Linked DNA regions of Mus musculus: region 2 is linked to region 1. A link is a contact called in ENCODE POLR2A ChIA-PET data. All regions are on one chromosome and are shown on one strand. The core of a region is the stretch at or near the end of the contact, and the rest is flanking DNA. Distances in the headings are between cores, read along the strand shown.

Region 1 (2,838 bases), core at 151-2,650:
AAAGAAGAATCACGGAAGAGACAAGCCTCTGGACATGCCTGTAAGAAGTGTTCTAGTTTAGATTAAGGCGGGAAGGCCCGCCCCCAAAGGTGAGTGGCACCACTCTACAGGCTGGAGCCCCTGACTGAATAAAAGGGAGAAAGAGAGCTGAGAGCCAAGGCTCATGCTCCATTTCCTGACTGTTGACTTAACGTGGCCAGCCTGCCTCCCAGTCTTGCCACCATGCCTTCCTCACCATGATGGGCAGTCCTCTGGACCCGTGAGCACAATAAACTCCCAACTTCCGGTCCAGTAAGTTGTCACAATAAGAAGTAGCCAACACTCCTGACCCACAGGCAGAAGTCAGGCGAATCTGGGAATGGGGTGTACGACTTCCACTGGGGGTTCACCCATGGCAACACCACTCAGGGCTTCGGTCACATCAGGTCACATCACAGAAGCTACCTGGGGGCGCTGTGGCAAAAGGGTTAAATGAAATACCCCCACATGACACTGGCTGCAGTGTCGCCTCGGTAGACACATGTGCTCAGCTGTCAACCAGACTACAAGCTAAGCATATAGGCTTCCGAATGTTCAGACTGGCTCAAGGCAAGCCCACGAGTGTGAGCACCACCAGATCACTCTGTATATATCTATATAATACTCATCCACACTCTGGGCACTGTGCAGGCTATTTCCCTGACAGTCAACAATAATAAACATCTTACTTCCGGGGAATCTCTAAGTTAATGCTCTCAGATGCGCCACCCCATCTTCCTGACATCAGAGTGAGTGGGACCAGCAACGCTGACCCCTGACAAGTCCATGCTTGTACTTCGCTCAAGTTTGTTAAGTCTATCTGGTGAAGGTAGTCTCAAAATATGGGAGGGAGACCGGGACACAGCTGCATCTACAAATGTGCCCTAGGGGTGGGGGGAGTGTCCTGTGGAGCCCATTCCCCCGCCCCGCGCGCCTTCTAGAATCTGCTGTTGGTCACTACAGCCATTCCTAAGGGAGACAGAGAGTGGACGCGATGGTGAACCAAAACCGCCCGAGTTAGGACGGCTAGGGCTCTGGGGACCACGCGTTCAAACACATATAGCACTCACCTGCCAGGATGCATTTGGCAGCTAGCTTCACCATAGTAACCAGGTACTAGCGGAGACGTGGGGGTGGGGGACGCTGAAAGGGGGTTAGGATTCGGGGACAGCTGACACCAGGGCCTGAGGCCGTGATGGAGGGATGGATGATGGCCCGGGTGCTAGGGTTGGGTGGACGGAGGGCTTCAGGCCCCAGGCAGCCTGCAAAGGTTCCGGTGGGGCGGAGCAGAACCCGTTCCAAGTCCAGCCTTAGACCCGGCCCAAAGAAGAGTTGAGACACAACCACTAGTCCTCTGGTCCCAAGAGTCGCGCCAAACAGGCTCCTGGCAACCATCATCAACCCGCCTTCTCCCTCCATATTGTCTCCTGATTGGTTGCTCTCAAAAGCTCGGAGACCCCAGGCACCCAATAGAAGAAGGAGGCGGGGAAAACCGGTTCCCTTCGCGGAACAAAGCGGAGAGGTTTCTGCTCTTTAACTGCTCTCAGCTTGGCCAATGGCTTTAGATGCTGTCAATCACCGCTGGGCACCGCCTAGCGTCTCTGGAGACGCAGCCCAACCAGGATGCAGCCGGAGGCGGGAATTAATGGGGCTTTCTGATTGGCCAGAGCATGGCTTTAACCATCGCGAAGAGTTTGGGATTCGCTGCACCTTGCCCCTTCTTCCTGGGAATGGATTCGCCCACACTGAGAGGGGTGACGCCGCTGAAATGGCGCCTGCGCAGTAAAGGAAGCTGCTGTCGCGGGTCCTGGATGTTATTGGTATCTTTCCCCGACCCCGGGTGCAAAGAACATTTGGAGACCTAACCTTTGCTTCACGTCCAGAATCGAAATGCCATCTTTAAAGCCCAAGCATGTTATGAACCCTAAAAACTGAAATAGCGGGGAGGGAAAAATGTGCAACGTTGAGCAGTGAGGAAGACAGGAAGGCCCTGCATGCTTGCACAGCAAACAACTGCGGACAGCACCCGTGCTGTGCACCTTCCGGAAGGGGGAAAGAGCGAGGTCCTGATGGAAACTCACACAGTATATCCATATGTAACTATATATCACTTTATGTTATGTATCAGTTAAATTAAACTAAAATCTAAAATAGGCCTAATTTGACGTGATATCTTAATGGATGGGAGGACACGCCTCTCTCAGTCGGATTCCTCTGTTATGGGTGAATGGATGCTATCCTGGTGTTGCCCCTCATGAGGGGAGGGTGGGTAAATGCCACCTGACTTTCCTGGGAGCCCCTCTTGCTTTGCCACTAAGTGGGATATGGCTCTGCAAGGCATGTAACCTCTGGAACTCTGAAGATAGAAACCAACTCATGGGTACAGGAAGTAGGCGAGTGTCCATGCATCGGGGCGTTGTTACTGTAGCAAAACACCGGAGAGAAACTATTTAAAGGAGGAAAGGTTTAGTTTGGCCATTTGGTTGACCATCATAACAACAACAGCATATAAGCATATAGCCACCTCATGTTGGGAAAGGAAGAAATAGTTCCCAGGATATGCCCCCAAAGTCACATTCTCTTTCAACTAGGTTCCATTTCCCAGGCACCTCCCCATAGCCCATCACATTAGGTACCTGTGATGGTTTGTATATGCTCTGCCCAGGGAGGGGCACTATTAGAAGGTGTGGCCCTGTTGGAGTAGGAGTGTCACTGTGGGTGTGGGCTTTAAGACTCTCATCCTAGCTGCCTGGAAGTCAGTCTACCGCTAGCAGCCTTCAGATGAAGATGTAGAACTCTCAGCTCCTCCTGCACCATGGC
Region 2 (3,038 bases), core at 515-3,014, 230 kb after region 1:
GTGGAGAGAACACCTTTTCGTACATCTACTGCATGTGGGAGCGCTGGTGCCTGGAAGTGGACCATGGATGGACAGGACCCCAGTCACCTAATAGGGGCAGCTTGTTAGCACCCGGCTATGGCACACAGGGCCCCCATGTATGAGCGCTATAAAAGACTTCAAGGTTGGCCGTACCCTCCCATTTTACAGATGGAAAGACAAGTCTACCTAGAGGGCCTGAGGGATCCAGGGGTTTTTTGATTCCCCATCCTTTTGTTGTGCAATCCTCCCAAGGGCCACTGGAACACCTACCTACTATATCCGGCTCCGGTTGTGTGCCCAGGTACCGTCCTTGGGCCCGAGAGTCCACCAGCTGGAACCTTTTAGACTGGAGATTCTCTAGGACCTGCTCATAGGTCTTGAGCAGGGAGAGATTCAGTGTGGCTTTGAAAACGGCTGGCTCTGGCCTCGAGGGCTCAGATGTCACCGGGTGGCCCTCCTTCAGCCAGTTCCGGAAGCCACCATTGAGCACTGACACTGTGCGGTGGCCAAACACACGAAACATCCACCAGACTCTGGGTGCATAGAAGCTGCCCAGGTCATCTCCATCGTATACCACCACATGTGTGTCGTTGCTTATGCCCAGGTTGCCCACATAGTCCCCAAAGTGGGCCTCACTGGGCAGCATCATCTCATAAGGCGAAGTCGTGTCCCGGCATTCCTCTATATCAAAGAAGGACGCGCCAGGCACGTGTCGCTCCTGGTACTCTTTGCGTGCCTGGCGGGTCCCGGGTGAGTACCAAGACGCGTCCAGCACCCGAAGGCTGGGCCCCAGGCGGCCAGACCGAATGGATTCCGCCAGCCACTTGGTGGATACCAGCGCCCGGTAGAGCACCTGATGTACCATAGTGTCAGTTCTGCGAGTCACCTGGCGCGGTTGGGAACCAGGAAAGAGACAGGCCTGAGAGGGCTGAGTGCGGTGGGCGGAGCCCAGGGGGCGGGGCTGTTGCTCCCACTACATTTTCCCAGCGTGCAATCGTAACTACACTCAGAGCCAGACTCACAGTGGGAGAGGTTGGCACATTCCCTAGGGAAAGCCTGCTCCACCCCTCCCACTTCCCCGGCGCCCTCCCTTTCTGGTGCCTAGGAGGGCAGGTGGGCGTGGCTAAGAGCTTCGGTGCATTACTATAGCAGCAAATTGGTGGGAGGGGCTGGCTCAGGACTCTGTCTTCAAGAATGGGAAAAACAAACACAAGTCAGAGATGGCCTTCCAGTCGCCTCTCCGGGCGCACTGATTACCCTTCTGCTTTCGTTTCTTGCAGCCAGAGTTCTCTGGCTTCTAGAATGTCCAATTCCGGTGAAAGGGCTCCAGGCACTCTGCCCTGCTTTCGCCAGGACCCAGCTAGCGGCTCCATCCTGGGCGGCTCGCTGCACTCAGTCGCAAAAGTAGCTGGGCTGGCACTCGCCCTTGCGCTCCGAAGAAGCTGGAGGGTTCAAACCAGGAGCCGGGAGGGTTCTCAAGTGGCCCGCACCATTGTACCGCCTCCCATGGGGGTGAGGAGAGAAACCTCTCTCGTAGACAGTCGGGATTCCGAACAGCTTCTGCGTCTTCGCACGGGAGTCTTGTTTGCCCCTCCTCGTATAATACTTCTCATACATAAAGGGGGCTATTTGAAGCTCGAGGTGACACTGGGGCAGCGCGCAACCCGGCTTCATGGCGCCTGCGTCCCCCGCAGTACGGGAAATGGAAGGTGCAACGTCTCGGAGTGGCCCAAACAGTGGGCTGTGCCCAAGTCTCCTCCCTTTGGCTGGCCGCAGGTTGGTGGCGGAAGGAGGGAACCTCTGAGGGCGTGGGGAGGGGGTGACATGGCGGAGCTGGGAAACGGGGAGCGCAAATCCCTGGTATCTGCTACCCAACGCGTCCTACTTGCTTTTCTGTGAGAGAGGGTGCTTCTCCGGGGGTGCATAGCGTGGTATCACGCGGGAGTGGAGGAGGGGATGCAGTCTATGAGAGAAGAGTTTCCAGGGCGCCTCTAATTTGCCTTAGGAAGACTGTCCGTGGCTGCTTGTGGCCGTCTGTGGGTTGGTGTGGGATAAGAGACAGGTGGGTAGCAGTGAGTGGATGGGGTTTGGAAAGACCTGATGCCTCCTGAGAAAGTTGGGGGGGGGGAGCAAGAGAATAAACAAAGCAATTCAGAGGAGCTGTGGTGAGGAGATCTAGCATGCCCCAAGAGGAGAAAGTAACAGAACGGAATAAAAATAAAACTAGCATTTATGAAGCCCGCCTTGCCGAGTGCCTTCACGACCCTGCCGGATTGAGCTGAACTCCCAACAGGAGAAACAGGTAGAGCCAGGAGGTGCCAAGGCACGTAGTGGAAAAGGGACTAATTTCTCACCTGAAGCCCAAAGTGGTGGGAGCTGCCTCGGTTTACCTGTCCATCCTTGAAGCCTTATGCTTAGTAGTAGTAGTAGTCGTCGTTGTCGTCTTGGGCTTCAGTTTTTACCACTTCATTGTAAATTTATATAAATCCCAATAAGCAAGATATCTGGAAATAGAGCATGGCTCCTGCAAACCAGCTGTACACCCCCTCTCTAGTCTATTCTGTTCCCCTGGAATGCTTTTCTCTTGAACTCCCCTCCCTGTTTTTTTGAGCATCTATCCTACCCTGAAATACTGTCACAGTGTGTTGCAAAAATTCACTGTCTAGCATTTTCCCAGCATACTCTGCACCTGGAGCTTGACAGTAGGGAAGAGAAGGTACCAGGAGGGTCTAGTTAGGGAGATGCTCTTCAGTGCCCGAACCCCCACCCCCCATGGGTGGGATATATAGGCTCACACTAACTTAGGATGGCCTGGGCCTGTCCTATATGTCCTGATGGACTTCCAGAGAGCTACTCTCCCCTGGGATCCTGGCCCTTCAAGCACAAAGAAACCTAGTCTCTTTCTGGTCTCTTCCCCTCATGAGCACTCATAGCCTAGCCTCTCTGACTCTCTTTCTGCTGCCTGGGGTCTTTTGTCATAACTGTCAATCAAGCAGGGAGGGTAGTGACCTCAGACC

The links. ChIA-PET counts read pairs that join two places held with the same protein, here RNA polymerase II (POLR2A).
Region 2: POLR2A ChIA-PET joins it to region 1 with 15 read pairs in embryonic stem cell. The contact joins the promoter of Mpst here to the promoter of Ift27 in region 1. POLR2A ChIA-PET finds 5 or more read pairs at or near these places in 2 of 5 experiments (Patski and embryonic stem cell).

The regions. Positions count from the first base shown.
Region 1 is chr15:78,172,681-78,175,518 of GRCm38, forward strand. It overlaps Ift27 (intraflagellar transport 27), which reads right to left and starts at 1,401. Exons shown (of 7, transcript NM_025931.3): 1 at 1,089-1,401. The coding sequence starts at 1,122.
Region 2 is chr15:78,404,948-78,407,985 of GRCm38, forward strand. Mpst (mercaptopyruvate sulfurtransferase) reads left to right here and starts at 1,765. Exons shown (of 3, transcript NM_001162493.1): 1 at 1,765-1,797. It overlaps Tst (thiosulfate sulfurtransferase, mitochondrial), which reads right to left and starts at 918. Exons shown (of 2, transcript NM_009437.5): 1 at 292-918. The coding sequence starts at 886.